Regions from separate parts of the Homo sapiens genome. Here region 2 is linked to region 1. Evidence: chromatin loops called from intact Hi-C (ENCODE). Cell type or tissue: Panc1. All regions are shown on one strand.

What was found. Hi-C counts contacts between places; a loop is a spot of excess contacts. Peaks named below come from ENCODE experiments on the same cell type or tissue, not always from the same donor. Only the 100,000 strongest peaks of a DNase experiment are listed, where the experiment ranks them.
Region 2: it touches region 1 in a loop (2.2-fold over the local background); 16 of 110 quality-filtered maps call a loop at or near these places.

Annotation. Positions count from the first base shown.
Region 1 is chr1:218,458,610-218,466,609 of GRCh38, forward strand. No RefSeq gene overlaps it. Among named protein-coding and RNA genes, the nearest start is that of TGFB2-OT1, 20 kb to the left of the region's middle. RefSeq lists enhancers at 570-1,569, 1,318-1,612. In Panc1, a CTCF peak has its summit at 3,711; DNase peaks (open chromatin) are centred at 1,482 and 4,909; H3K4me3 peaks cover 2,083 bases; H3K27ac peaks cover 8,000 bases.
Region 2 is chr1:218,356,513-218,364,512 of GRCh38, forward strand. The region is part of intron 1 of TGFB2 (transforming growth factor beta 2); the gene reads left to right. Among named protein-coding and RNA genes, the nearest start is that of TGFB2-AS1, 15 kb to the left of the region's middle. In Panc1, CTCF peaks have their summits at 4,999 and 5,201; no DNase peak of the experiment used is centred here; H3K4me3 peaks cover 1,577 bases; H3K27ac peaks cover 8,000 bases.

The DNA of each region.
Region 1 (8,000 bases):
ACTATACTCTTATGATTGAGTGAATGTTATAGTATGTAAATTATATGCCTCAATCGAGCTATTAAAATGCTATAGCAGAATATTTAGCAAAATGTAAAATGCTCACAATTGTTGGTTAAATTTTGCCAAAATCTCTATATAGAAAAATAATGAGACACATAGTAAATTTGTAACAGTTGTTACCTAAGAGCAGTAAGATTTGGTGACACTGTCATTTTCTTTTTTGTGCTTTTCTATACTTTCTAGATTTTCTATACAAATATTTAATAGTTTATCATTAGAAAGCAGAAATGTTACAAAATTGTTCATGAAGAATTGCTGATATCATACAAAAAATATATCTAGTTCGATTTGAAGTGGCAAGCAGTATAGAAAAGTGCATGCAGAGAATAGCTGAACCTTGAGAAGAGCAAACACTTCCATACTGCTTACTTTATCAGGCACTGATTATCAGCACTATTAAGTGCTTCGCATTTATTAATACACGTAGTCTTTACAACAACCCTATGAGACAGAGTCTATTACAGTCTCCATTTCTCAGGTGAGTAATGTGAGATAACCAGAGAAGTAGATGGGCCAAAGTCATACAGGTCTTAAAAGGAGGAGCTAAGAATACAAAAGCAGGCAATGAGCTCCAGAGCCTACGCGCTGACCTGCTGCTATGCAATGCAGCAGAGAAACGGACCAAAAGGCTCACCGTTCTTATCTCTGTGTGATGCGAGACTAGTTCTTATCTCTTTGGGTTAGTATTATTTTTTGCTTTACTATCTTCACATAGTAAACACACATTATTATACTGACAGATATATTTTATTCAAAAGATAGAATCATTAAACCACATCAATAACCCAAAGCTAATAAGCACTGCCTATGTCAAGGGGTTTGGTAAGGATTCCATATAAACGGAAAGGCCCTCTCTGTGTAAGGTAATGTGACAATTTTGCTAGCATTGTGTCAGCACAGTGCGGGCCCTTGATTGTTCTTGCTGACTTTCTGAAGAGCCACGGGGTGGAGGGGATGAGGCCTGAAAGGGAAGTGCGTGGAGCTTACTTAGGCAGGTGGCCAAAATGGCGGCTTGGCCTCTGCAGCAGAAAGACACCGGGCAAAAGTGCATCTAGGATATTTGGGAATAAGATTCAATTGTCTCGAGTCCATTGCCTTGAACCCTGGGTCTATTTCTCTTTTGTCTGTAGCCTGTCATCTGAAAAGTGTCGTGTTCCAAAAACATTTTATTCATTAAATTTAGCCCCTGCCTTCCTCTCCTAAAAGTGGATCTGTGTTGTCCAGGTTTCTGACGCTCCCCCTCCTCTCCTGGAAGTCCCCTGGGCAAGACAGGAGTAAGTGCAGTGGTCGAGATCATGGCAGCAAAGGTGACCTTGTCTGCAAATTGCACATGTCCTTCCTTGCCACAGAGATGGGATTCCAAAACAGACCCGGTAAAAGCCAGTTGAGGAGTTTCACAGAGTCACAGCAGGGTGTTCAGCTTTATACATAGTTGTGGGATGACTCACTACCAAATGCTTCCTAAAAGAGACTCCTTAAGTTACGGTAACATTTTAGAATGGTATTTATAGTGCCAATAGAAAATAGGAGGGGCAAGTTATTTGGAGCATTGCCTTTTTCTGCACACTCTCCTCCCTGCCAGCTATTTCTCTTTTTCAGTTTTCACATCTTCTTTGTCCCCTGCCTGAAGGCAAAGCCTGCAAGAGACAGCCTTCTGATGGCCAAGGGGCTCTGCAGCTGACCCCATGTACTGGCAATAAACAACCTTTCAAATGTTCCCATTATATCCCCCTCTGTCCCAAATCCCCACCCTAGCCCCTCCAGCTAGACCCTCCAATCTGCTATGCTCCTTCCAACAGTTCTGTTCTCTGTTTATTAACAATTCAGATGTACTGTCTTGAAATGAGTGGAAATGCCAGAGGTTATTTGTTCTGGTTTCCTTCCACTGTGTATGCTCCGTTTCCGTGGCTGTCTGTTGGTTACCTAGGATATGGCCAGGGGAGGCAAAGGATTGGCCAGGAGCTTGGATGGATTCCCTGGGAGGCTGTGGAGCAGGGCTTAGTGGTCAGTAGGATGCCCTAATTGAGTGCCTGATTAACGACTCAATGACCCCTTCTGGGCTGGGCTCACAGTGTCCTCTCTAGGACTCCAGGAGTTCCACATCCATACCCCTGTTTTGGCTCTTCTTCACTGGTATATAAATTTGTCTATCTGTCCACCACAAGGCTATAGGATTCTCTAAAACAATGATTATATATTATTCTGTGTTGTGCCTGGCACAGTTCAAAGCACACAAATGGTGCTTGATATATGTAGGTCAAATTCATACCTAAATAAGCACTTACTCTGGTTTTTCTCTTTTTTTAGTTTGAAATAATTTTGGCTTTTAACATTCCAATAATGATTTTGATGGAAAATACACCGCATATTTATTAATCACCAATTGCATCGAGACCTTTTTAGCTCTATTAACTTCTTTACCCTTCAAAATGACTTTATGATAAAGTAGATATTATTATCATCCTCATCAAATTACATATAAAATCACCATGTTCAGGGAGTGTAAGTAATTTTGCCTGAGATCTCTGTTAGGAAGTGGCGAAGCCAGGATTTGGGTCTCTGGGTGTCTTATTGCTTACACTGCTCCGTAAAGCCCCCAAACTAGACTGCTACCTATATGTATGCTTTAATCATGTGAATTCAACTGGAAAAATGTGCTGTTTTGAAAGTCACTCAAAGAGTTAATACTGGAAATAAATGAATGGCTATGTGGAAATTTTAAAAGTTTATTATCATGGAAAATTTCAAACATATACAAAAGTAGCAAGAAGAATACAGAAGCCTCATGTATCCTTTATTCATCTACAACTGCTTTATTTACATTATTCTTCACTTTCCCTTTTCCTCCACTGGATTATTTGGAAAGAAATCCCAGATAGTGACTCAATTGACTAAGATCTTTAAAATTGTTAACACAATGATATTTCTGCTCCTGGAACATAAACATGCTTAGACAATTTTGGTAAAACCATCCAAAGAAACTGATTCCCTCTGGTTGTTAGAACTATTCAGCTGCTGTGTGTGTGTGTATATATATATATATGAGTGTGTGTGTGTGTGTATACGTATATATATGTATATACACACACACATATATGTGTATATGTATATATGTATATACACATATACACATATATGTGTGTGTGTATATACGTATATATATGTATATACACATACATATGTGTATATATAAACAGCAGCCAAATGGTTGCTGTATATATATATGGCTATATATATATATATAGCCATATATATATGTGGCTAACCGTTCACTATATATGGCTGACAGTTCACATTATCCTCAGACCCTATTAGTTCTTCTATTAGTTCTTTAGAGTATGAAATATACCCTACATAAGTGGAAAGCAAGAGATCCTCTAAAGTGTACTCCTCCGTATTTTAGATAGACTTACATTTGGGAAATAAACATGTAATTTTGCATGTCCCAAGTGAACCTCAACAGAGTGCTCTAGATCAGCATAAATGTATTAAACTTTCAGGTGCTATTACTTTCTTTTCCGTTGCAGATTTTATATGCAGTATCACATAAGTGAGCTTTTTCCATTCTCTTCAACGGAGTCTCTGTCCATTTTTTCAGAGGCTGGTTGTTGGTAGTAACAGCAGGAACATCGCCAGCATTTTACCATGACGCCCTCAAGAGTTCAAGACTGGTTTGGAGAAACATCCAACATTTAAATGTGTATAGAAAAACTTTCAACCACCCCAGCAATTTTTACAAAAGTTTTAGGAGAAAGCCTTATCAAGAATGATCTTTTATCTGGGGGAAACTGTTACAATTTTACTCTTCAGCATGATTTGGGTTTTGATCAAAACTAGAGATTGTGACAGTGGGATTTTATGCAGAGGTCTGAGGTGTATATGCACATGTGTGTGCATGTTTGTGCACATGCACGAACATACCAGACCAAGCAGGTGGGTGGAGAGTGATTTGTAAAAGTGACAGGAGGGGCACATGAGTGAGAACCATTTTGGTGTCTGTAGCTTTATGTACTTGGGGATGTCAGGTCTAAAAATAACTCTCCTTTGGAACCATTGTTGTTTATCTGTATCCTGGGTTTTCCCATTCTTAAAAATACCCTGACATACATAAAAAGACTGTATTCCAAAGGTTAATGCCCATTAATCCGAAGGGAGTGGTGAGTAAATTCCTTATATATCAGTCTAAGAATAGGTCTTGGAGCTATTCAAGTGTGTGCCATCATGTGAGCAGTTTCTTCTTTTTTTAAAGGAAGCAAATGGTAATGGTTGGGGAAGAAAAGGAATAAACGGTAAAAAAAAATGGATAAAAGGGTTTGGATAAAATAAAATTTACCCTAAACATGTCTCTGTGGCTTGAAAGAATCACTGCATAGAAAAGGTTTTATCTGGGGAGGGGTTGTGGGGGGAGAAGTTGTCTGAGAATATTTTCCCCGCTGTGGCATTTCCCATTGGAGCCTAACCCAAAACTCTGAAAATCCAAGGAAAGTGAGCACTTTTATTTTATTTCTTTCTTTTTTAAGGCTGCTTTGCACTGTGATTTTTTTGACTCAAGGGATTCTGATTCTTTCCTCTGCATGCAAGGATAACAGGCCCTAGCCATGTCCAGCTTGCCCCCTCAACACAGGTCAGAATCCCTTTCGGATTTCTGTTTCCAACAGAATGTCTGGCAACCAGACTTTCTGAATCAGCGTTGTTTCTGCACCGCTGCTCCCGACACGCTGGAGGCCAGGCAAAGAGCAAAATACAAAGAATTGAAACTAATTCCGCAAGGCTGCTAAAGGTTTCAGATACAGCCCAGTTTCCTCTCTGAATCCGTTGTTCTCCTCTGTGCCCCTTTATGCTTCTGGGCACCACACTCTAGGCGAAAGAGTCTCCTGGGACCAACACCTAACCAGGTTTCCTCACAGTACCTGTTTGTATGGTGAGTTAAAAACAAGCAAAATTTAAAAACGGTGTACATCTGGACAAGTTGGAAAGGTCAAATGGATTTTTTTTTTTTAAGGATGTATTTCTGCATGACTCACTGGGCCTTCTCACTTCCTGCTAGAATTATTACAAAATATATCTGGAAGACAGTGAGCCCGCTGATGACTTCCCTTCACGGACTACACACAGGCCTGCTGTGGTATCAGGCGCCCCTTGGCCAGCTGCCCTCTTTCTTGGTCCCCTCTCCAGGGTCACTAGCAAAGACACAGACTGGCCACAGATAACAATTACTTCTCCCAAGCTGGCTTGTTCCATTAAGCATTTTGGGAAAACCAAATGGCTATTGATGATGATTGAGATTTTGCTCATGTGCAGCCCTAAAGGGCGGGAAAAACACCACTCTGGAAAGGTATTGGATGATAGCTGTGAATGACATTTCTTATGACGACTGCTATTTTGAAATGTGCTTTGTAATAATATTTCAGGCACTCAGTTTAAATTTCAAGTTCTCAAGCAAAATTATATACAGTAAGGAGGAAACTTTCTGCTCCCCTTGCAAATTTTTGTTGGTGGTATTCTCATAATTCTATTTTTTTTCTTATAGGACAAATTTATGTGTCTTCTGAGATATTATTATTATTATTATTATTATTTTTAGAGGGAGTCTTGCTCTGTCCTTCAGGCTGGCGTGCAGTGGCGCTATCTCGGCTCACTGCAACCTCCGCCTCCCGGGTTCAAGCAATTCTGCTGCCTCAGCCTCCCGAGTAGCTAGGATTACAGACAAGAGCCACCACACCCTGCTAATTTTTGTATTTTAGTAGAGATAGGGTTTCACCACTTTGGCCAGGCTGGTCTGGAACTCCTGACCTCAAGTGATCCGCCCGCCTCGGCCTCCCAAAATGCTAAGATTACAGGCCTGAGCCACTACACCCGGCCCTGAGATATTATTTAGATGTCTCCTGAGATAATTAGTTGTATGTTCCCACCCCTCCTCTTTATTTGTAGTATTTTCAAAGACAGATCTATTTTAAAATGTCACCAATTTAGATAAAGATGGGAACCTTTTAAGTACTTATAAAACATTAGTGTTCATGCAAAAAATAAATGTTATAACAACAGTTATGCTATATCCAGTCCCAGGCCCACCTCTTCTCTTAGATCCTCCTCTTGCCCAGTCCTTGGAATTATTTATTCACATCCAGTGCTGCCAGCTCACCACTCTGAATCTTTAGCCCTAACCTCTCCCCTGAGCATTGTTCACCCATCTCTAAGGGTCAGTTGAATAATTCACTTACATGACCAGTCACCTAAACCTTACGGTTCTCACCTGAGGTGATTTTGCCCCTCAGGGGATATTTGACAATTTCTGGAGGTTTTTTGGTTGTGGAAACTTAAGGGAAAGGTGCTATTAGCATGGTGGGTAGAGGCCAGGGCTGTTGCTAGATACCCTAGAATGCATGAGAAAGGCCCTCATGACAAGGAATTCTCTGACTCACAATATCCATAGTGCCTAGATTGAGAAATCTTGCCTTAATCTAAGAAGAAATTTATTCAGTTTTTCTCCTAAATCCCACTTTTTCCATTAAACATTTTTTTCTGAGTGGGGAGCAGTGGCTCATGCCTGTCATCCCAGCACTTTGGGAGGCCGAGGTGGGTGGGTTACTTGAGCCCAGGAGTTCAAGATCATCTGGGCAACATGGTGAAACCCTCTCTCTACAAAAAAAAAATAATAATAATAAAAATAAAAATAAATTAGCCTTGTGTGGTGGTGCACGCCTGTAGTCCCAGCTAAGCAGGAGGCTGAGGTGAGGTGGGAGGGTCACTGGAGCCAGGGAAGTCAAGCCTGCCATGAGCAATGATTGTACCACTGCACTCCATGCACTCCAGCCTGGGTGACAGAGAGAGATCCGGTCTCAAAACAAAACAAAAACCTTCTCTGAACAATTCTAGTTATTCCTTCCTTTGAACTCTACTGCGTATTTGTCACTAAATGATGTACTGCTCTATATTATTTTTTTGGATGTGTGTGTGTATAGTTCGTCTCCCTAAATGAATTTGAGATTTCCTGGCAGCAGGGCTTATCTCCTCTTTTCTTTTTGTGCTTTGAACTATGCCCACCCCAGTGCTCTGCACTTAGCATATACTCAATATGTTTCAGATAAATGAATATATCTTCAGTGAATGGTTGAATCCTAAAGTTTAAAGACGATACATTGGGGTGATGGCAAGGCTTTCCCAAGAAACTTAGACAAGGGGTAAGAAAGGTTGCTGTTAGAAATCTAAAGAAATTAAATAAGCATATAACAGAAATAGCGTGTCTTCTGGGGTTTATAGAAATAGTAATTAGATGTTAGTTAACTATAATCTTAAACTTTTAAATAAAGACATGCAGCACAAGAAGAAAGGAATAACAGAATTAATAATTTACCTTCAATCTTAGAGGATTGAGATGGCTGAATTTGGGGGACACATATGTGGAGGATTGTTCTCTGTGATATGATGGAAATTTTATTGAACCATGTCTTCACTTAGATGACATGATCCTTGAGACATTTCCCTTCCATTTGTTTCAGTTCCATGCCAACCAAACAACATTCAGATTAATAACCCAGTTTCCCAGCTGGGAAGATGGGAACGTTTCCATCAGCGTGTGCAAAGGGATACCTTAGCTAGGAGGGGCAAACATTCAAGACTCTGGACAGAGATATCACCCATAATAAATTAGTAAATTGGTCTTTTGGCTTATATATTAATCTCCTGTGGACTAGTGTGTGAGTGGCTCCCCAAGATTCTGACCATGTCTGGGATTATTGATAAGGTCCGTTTGCTGGGCTGCAAAGTCTGAGGGCCAGATCCTGGCTTGTGACTCATTCACTAAAGCAATGCCATGTTGAAAACTGCTTGACCAATGGCTAACTGGCTGTTCCCCTGTGACATCCCTGTTTTGCCCCAAGCCATTCTTCTGAGCTTCAACAAATCTTAATGATTTCATCCCAGATCCTGAAATTATC
Region 2 (8,000 bases), 100 kb before region 1:
CCAGCCGGGAAAAATTATTTAAACTATTTGAACTGATCTCTGAAGGTTCATATGTGTCACATAGTACTTGCCTCTTTATTTTTCTGGATCCCAAAGTCCAAAATCAAAGAACAGAGGGGATGTTGCCTATAAAAGACTGACATGCAGGCGGGGCTTCTATGTAATGTGCTTCTGGGGCTGGTTTCGCTTCTCCTCACAGGTGTCCTGTCTCTCATCACTTCCACTGGTTGAAAAGAAACCAGGACATTTGGAGTCAAGGCTGAGGCAGGTCAGGCAGCTGTGGTTATACTCATGTAGACCTCATCTCACCTCCGCAACCAAGCACTGGCCACAGCCGCCTCTTAGCCTTCAGGCAATTCATTTTAAAGGCGGCTTTAGCAATAGTATGACATTACGGTGTAGAAATCTAAAAGAGGAGGCCGGGTGCAGTGGCTGGCGCCTGTAATCCCAGCACTTTGGGAGGCTGAGGCGGGTGGATCACCTGGGGTCAGGAGTTTGAAACTAGCCTGGCCAATATGGTGAAACCCTGTCTCTACTTAAAATACAAAAATTAGCCGGGCATGGTGGTAGGCGCCTGTAATCCCAGCTACTTGGGAGGCTGAGGCAGGAGAATTGCTCGAACCCGGGAGGCAGAGGTTGCAGTGAGCCGAGATTGCGCCACTGCACTCCAGCCTGGGAGACAAGAGCAAGACTTCATCTGAAAAATGAAAAAAAAAAAAAAAGAAATCTCAAAGAGGAAGCTGGATGAGATGAAGGGGAGGGGCTGGTCGAGAGTAACTGCAGAGGGTTTGAGGAGTAGAAATGATATCAGAGAGGGGAAGCCACACTAAGGCCTTGGGTAGTTGTTCACAGTGCAACATATTCTCTCAGTGAGTTAGCATCCTGGCTTTCCTGGGGCAACCCAGTAACACCACTTCAGTGATGTGGAAAAACATTGCTGTCCAAGAGGAATTGAATTCACTGGCTTTAGTGTCTGTTAGGAGGGAAAGCCTCATCGTGCTGAGAAAGCGGTCCTCCCTGGGCCGGGACCATCCCTTCATTCTCTCAAATGAACGCTTGGATTTGTTACTGCCTGATAAGTCAGAAATGTTTGGCTTAGATGTTCCCTCAACCACAATGACTTGAGGAACTTAAGGCAAATGGAAAATGCTTCCTGGATATTGTAAAGTCCAAACCTTCTGGAAATAGTTTGAATGCATTTCCATCCCTCCACAGGCAGCTGTTTTTCTCTCACACTAGCATGTTCCACTAGCGTGTCCCCGTCCCTCAGGCCTTCCAAGCTATCTATATGTCGGTAATTATGAAACAGGTTATTTCTGAAGAAGAGACGCTGCGTTTCTGAAGAAAAAGTCATGGAGTAGCTATTTAAGAATAACACTGGTCTTTTGGAGTTGTTGTTTCAGGAAGTACTGTAGTATCTTTTTGGTCTTCTGAAAGAAAAAGAAAAACGTTGTGACTGTGACTTTGGCTCTGTTTATTTTACTTTTCTTATCTAACCCACACGACACTGACAAATACCACATCTGTCTTGACAAGCTAGTTTGCAAATAACTATTCATTCATAATTTTAGGCTATTGTAAGAATCCTTATTTGTTACTTCATCTTGTAAGCAAGAATGCAAAATTTGGTTTTGAGAAAGACACTGAAATGACCGCAAGTCCACTGGTCTTTGCAAATCTCTCCATCTGAAAAAGATGACTGTGTACTTTTTAGTGGATTTTCAGAGCTCTAAAATATTTATTGTTGCCAAAACATAGATGGGAATTTTCTGAGAAATATAATTTAATTTTAAAGTTTTGGATTCATTTCAGTGTTGGTAATGTCAGTGCTTCTTAGACCAAGTTTATCAGGGATTTTTCTGTTTACACCAGATGTAGCAGTAACTTTGTCATTTCTTCTATTTTGATTTTTTTAAAATATGATCATTTATTCCCCTATCTATTGGCTTAATCTCATTTTCACTTATTTTCACTTTTGCTTTGACATCTTATGGCAATATGACTGCAGTTGTTTCTACTTCCTTTATAGTGAACTCTTTTTTTTTTTTTTTTTTGAGACAGAGTCTCGCTCCGTCACCTAGGCTGGAGTGCAGTGGTGCGATTTCAGCTCACTGCAAGCTCTGCCTCCGGGGTTCATGCCATTCTTCTGCCTCAGCCTCCCGAGTAGCTGGGACTACAGGCACCCCCCACCATGCCCAGCTAATTTTTTTTAGTAGAGACGGGGTTTCACCGTGTTAGCCAGGATGGTCTCAGTCTCCTGACCTCATGATCTGCCTGCCTTGGCCTCCCAAAGTGCTGGGATTACAGTCGTGAGCCACCGCACCCAGCAGTGAACTCTTGTAATAAAACTGCTGGCTTAGAAACTCCAGAAAAGTGTGAATGACTTATTCTGATTCTACTTTAGACAGATAAAGAAACAATCACAGATGGAGGACTTTTCTGTGCAAAGGATGGGTGGTTTGGTCAAGGAACGGTCCCCCCAGAGGTCAGTCAGGGCTTTCTGTGGGGAAAATGTTTCTACATTCAAGTTCATCCTTGGCATTTTGGGCTCTGCAGGTTAACGAGAGGGAGACAGAGGAAGGAGTGCACCAAACCTCTGACTCCTACCTGGAAGTAGCCAAGCAGAAGCAAAGCTGAATAATAGCCATGACCTCAGGCTCTGAAGCAGGAGGTTCCACCTTCAGATGGATCTGTTAAACTTCACCACCCTGGGTTTCTTGTACCTGTCTTCACTGTTTTCTGTCTGAGATATCTTGAGGCATTTTTAAAACATTAAGTTGTTTTGGATAGTAATTTAGTCACTCATTTGTATCTCTTCATAGTATTAAGCCTTAGGTTATTATGTGTGTTAACTAAAATCACTGATCGGATCTCTAAACTAAGTCCTGAACTGCCATGATTCCACCTACTAAACTTACACTTTTCTTCTACGTAGAATGAGGTGACCGGTGCTAGTTTGTCCTGGAGAGAGAGGTATTTCAGAAGAATTCCACTGTCAGAAAATATCACCATCAATAATGAAACTATGTGTGTAAAGTCATGTCTAATTTTATTAACTGTTTGTCACAAGTACTCAGATTATAGAAAGAGGGTCTTGATCTAAGCTGACCCTGAATTGTTATACATTTGGATCAGTTTTCCCTTTCTTGCTGAGAATTCTCTAAGAAGAGTAGAAACTCATTGTAGTTCAGTGTTGGGAGGAATGATTGTACCCACTTACAGAGTTGCTATATCACAAGAGAGATGCATTGTTTGTTTGTGTGGAGAGGCTGGAGGGATTAGGGCAGGAGCTTATTTGATAGGGAGTTTAGTTGTACATTTGTAAGACATCTAATTTTACTTAAGATATCATTGCAGTAAGAATGGCTTTATCTCTATCCTATAGACCCTCACAGTAGACAAAACCACTACCTACTCAGAACAAATAGCCCTTATGAGGGAATAATTTTTCCTTGATTCACCTGATTGGATTGTTTTGAGGTCAAATGAGGTTCTGTAAAAGGCCTTGCTAACCTGTAAGGCATAATAACCTGTACCAGGGTTCTCAAATTTTACCATGCAAAATAATTACTGATGTACCTTTATAAATGTAGATTCCCAAGCCTTTGTCAGCCACTCCAATTCAGATTATAATTCAGTTCGTTTTAAGATGGGCTCCAGAAACCTGCATCTTGATAAGGCGGCCAGGTGATCCTTGTGCAGATAGTTCAGAAACATACTCTGGAAACACTGTGTATTTTTGTTTTGTTGCTTTATTTCTTAGCTGTGTCATTGCAGGCAAAAATAAACCCCAACATTGTTACAGTTAATTAACTTCCTAGTCATTTAATTACTTTGTAAATTACCCATGCGAAGTTTTAATTCTAGGACTGTTTCTATTTTATGACTTGTGTTACCCATAGTCCCCCATCATAAATTAGTGAGTGCCTGCGTTCTTCTAAAAATATCAGGTTTCTCACATGCACGTAGTGAGGGGAACAACACACACTGGGGTCTGTCAGTGGGGATGGGGTAGGGAGAGCATCAGGATTCATTGCTAATGCATGCAGGGCTTGATACCTAGGTGATGGGGTTGATAGGTGCAGCAAACCACCATGGCACACGTTTACCTGTGTCACAAACCTGCACATCCTGCACATGTATCCCGGAACTTAAAATAAAATAAAATAAAATTTAAAATAAAAAAAGTTATGTTTGTAAGACTATAAATGCCTCAGATTTTGAGAATTCTTTACATTTCTTTGTTACAAAGCCTTTTCGCATATATCCAAAGCCTCACTGTTCTAAACAGAGTGTATCCATACCTCAGTGCTGCTTCAATGATGTAGATGATTGAAAACTGATTTTTTTTCCTTTTTCTGAGACAGAGTCTCACTGTGTCACCCAGGCTGGAGTGCAGTGGTGTGATCTCAGTTTACTGCAACCTCCGCCTCCTGGGTTCAAGCGATTCTTCTACCTTAGTCTCCTGAGTAACTGGGACTACAGGCACGTGGCACCACACCCAGTTCATTTTTGTATTTTTAGTAGAGACGGAGTTTCACCATATTGGCCAGGCTGGTCTCAAACTCCTGACCTCGTGGTCTGCCTGCCTCGGCCTCCCAAAGTGTTGGGATTATAGGCGTGAGCCACCGCGCCCGGCCTGAAAACTGATTATTTTAAAACTAAGGTTTGCTTTCTGTAGACTGAACAATCATTAGCATCCTTACATCTCTATCTCATTCATGGTCTTAACTTCTAAGGCATTGGATCAGCACCAGAGCTCCCTGTCCTCCTGCCTTACTTAAAAACAAAAAAGAAAGAAAGGAAAGAAAAGAAGGGATTTTAATGCTGTTTTATAGCAGAGTGAAAGTAAACCAAAGGTGCATACTTGAGAACTGCAGGCTGGAAATTGCAAGTGACAATAATTACCTCATCTTATTCCCACACAGACTTCCTATGACCTGGGTGACCTTGGGATCTGAATTCTGTTTAATAGAATTGTCCCTCTTCTGCACCACGGCGTACACTGGCCTGAAGAAGGTGCTGTTTCCCAGGAAAAGCACTTAAATCCCCCCAAGAAATGCATAGGGCCATAGTTTGAAGAAAAAGTATTGCTAACCAAGTGACTTACTCTGCATATTCTACCTTTCTCTGGTTGTATTCTTTGAGATTTTTATTTAAGATAACTTTCAGCATCTCTTTTTAAAGGTCAGATACGAATGAGAAAACTTTGTCTGACTTGTTAATCTTGTGACAAACCGTTTATATCCAGTGTAGCTTCCTGTCTTTGCTGACTGGTTATTTGAGGGAATTTTCTTCCTGTAAGACTGTGGAGAAGCCTCTAAAAATAAACAGCATGGTTTCTTATTGGTGGGAACATATGTGAGCAGATGTCAGCTGGAAGCAGCATATGGTGGCAACATGATAGCAGTATGTGCTTATAGAATCCCCGCTGTTGGGTCTTCGTCTTCCATGCCACACTGGCCAGTCAGAGCCCCATATCTCAGTTAAAGAGTGTTCCGCCTAGAAGGTGTAATCCACACATTTGTGAAAAATCTGCCACTGGGATCTTGATAGTGGGCTGAATATTGGACATGGTAAGTTCCAGAGTATGGAAAAAGTCTTTGTTATCCATTTAAAAATCAAGTGATAAGAGGCACACATATGGCAAAAATAAAAAATAAATCAAGAGAAGAGTCCACAAAGCCTTTGTCTTGTGTTGAAAGAAGTTTTCAAGTCAGGTCTGAATAGTGGCAGTGTTACTTCTAGAAGACGTGCTCTATAAACATGGAAGGTGCATGGACTCCCAGTGTATGAAAGGAGCCAGGAAAGAATGATATTCATGCCAGGCCCTAATAGGCAGTCAGGGCTTCTTTTGTCACACAAGTTAGACAACTGCTCATATTCCTTGACCACCTTTTGTCTGTCAGTCTGTTTTAAATATATCATCTCATTTCAATTTTATAAAAACCCTCAGAGGCAGGGTTACGTCTGCCTCATCTTACAGACTTCTCCATGGATTCACAGGAAATCAGTGACAGAACAGGGGTTTGAATTAACATCTTCTTCTGCAAAAATTCTATATTTTTATTGACCTTACCACCAATGGAAAAAGTTTTGAACACTCAGCAATATTTCCTCTTCAATTTGAGATATTTTGTGGGGGAGGGGGTGTGCTTTCTTTTCTAAGAATATGGTGGGCAAAATACAAATTGGGTTGCTGTTACTTTAAAGAAAGTGAAGTTCAAATTTTCCAGATGTAATAACTATTGTGGAAGATGCGTTTAGTCCATTTCAGAGAGCTCTAGCTTTTTAAACTGTAGGTAAGTAGCCCCAAACCAATATTCACTTGTATTTTTGACTCATTCAAGAAGGAGTTTTCACATGCGGGTTAGAAATGATGACAGGTGGTTTTAAGAACACTGAAATCTAGGCCAGCCAAATGAAAACCAAAGTTTTATTCTTAATCGGTAGACTGTCTTTTGTCAAAGGAGGTCAAAGCCTTTCTTATTCATCTTTAATATAAATCAAGGTATTTATTTTACCGTTTCAGTATGTAAATTGTACTCTGTTATTTTAACATTAGAACGTGCTAAAGGGAAAACTGAATTCAGGAGTCTGACTGCTGGTTAAGGGATGCCAGAAGATCTGGGACTAAAATCTGGAATCCTCCTTAGATCCTCAGTGTCTAATCCCCTGGCCCCAGGTAGCAGGGACCTTATTTCTGGGGAAATGATAAGAACATTCAATGAGTCCCTCTTCTACTTTGAATCTTTGTATAGTTCTGTGCCAGGCATCTCTTCAGTAAAATAGCTAATGACTGTGCTTTTTAAAACTCCTAGCTGTCTGCCCAGTTGTTACAACACCCTCTGGCTCAGTGGGCAGCTTGTGCTCCAGACAGTCCCAGGTGCTCTGTGGGTACCTTGGTGAGTACACTTGTCTGCTTTATTCCTCGTTTGACATAGTTATATCAAATCCATCTTTAGTGTTTGTCTCCTGTGGGGAACTTGCCAGAGGCAAGATGAGATTCTGAAATGCAGCCTTGTACCTGAGCGATCACAAAGGTGCCTAGAATTTTTTTTAGTAAGAGTTTACATGAGAAAAACTGATGAATAGCTTTGAAGTAATGCAATGACTATATTGCAGCATGTAAAAGAATGACTTGTGGGGATGAGATATGTGTTTTAGGGGTCACAGAGTGATTTGACATACACCTTTCCTGATCCCCATGGAGGCCACTCTCTGGAGGGTTGGACAGCATGGCCTGAATGTCAAGGGAATGTTCCTTTTTATATCTTTATTTGTATCTATGTTCTTGTTCTTGACACATAGTAGTTGCTCAATTAATGTTTCTTGTCCTGAACCAAAGTGAAAGGAGATTTTCTCTCCTTTAAGGTTCTAGAGCAAGCTTGTCCAACCCTCGGCCTGCATGCAGTCCAGGATGGCCTTGAATGCGGCCCAATGTAAATTTGTAAATTTTCTTAAAAAATTATGAGATTTTTTTTTGCAATATTTTTAAAGCTTATCAGCTATCGTTAGTGTTAGTCTATTTTATGTGTGGCCCAAGACAATTCTTGTTTTTCCAGTGAGGCCCAGGGAAGCTGAAAGATTGGACGCCCCTGCTCTAGAGGGAGACCTGTCGGGGAGTTATGCTGCTGATTATTTGTGACCTTTGTATTGACATGTCTCGTTTGCTTAAGGAAATGGATCGTCATGGGTCAGGCCCTCAGCCAACTGGACCTGTGAGCTTGCCACTTGCTCAAACCACTTAGCCCTGACCCTCGGAGCAGGTGCAAGCTCCTCAGAGCCAGCACCAGGTGTTAGGCTGAGGGGTACAAAAGCCAGAAGTCCTCAACCCTTTCTTATTGGGAACACTGATTAATTCAGCCATTTATTGAATGCTTACTATATGCTGGACGATGAGTCCACAACAAAGAATAGAGCTTGGGTGATCCTGACGCTCAAGGAATTCAGTGGCTAAAGTTATCCCTGAACCATGCTCAGGAAAAAAGGAAACAGAC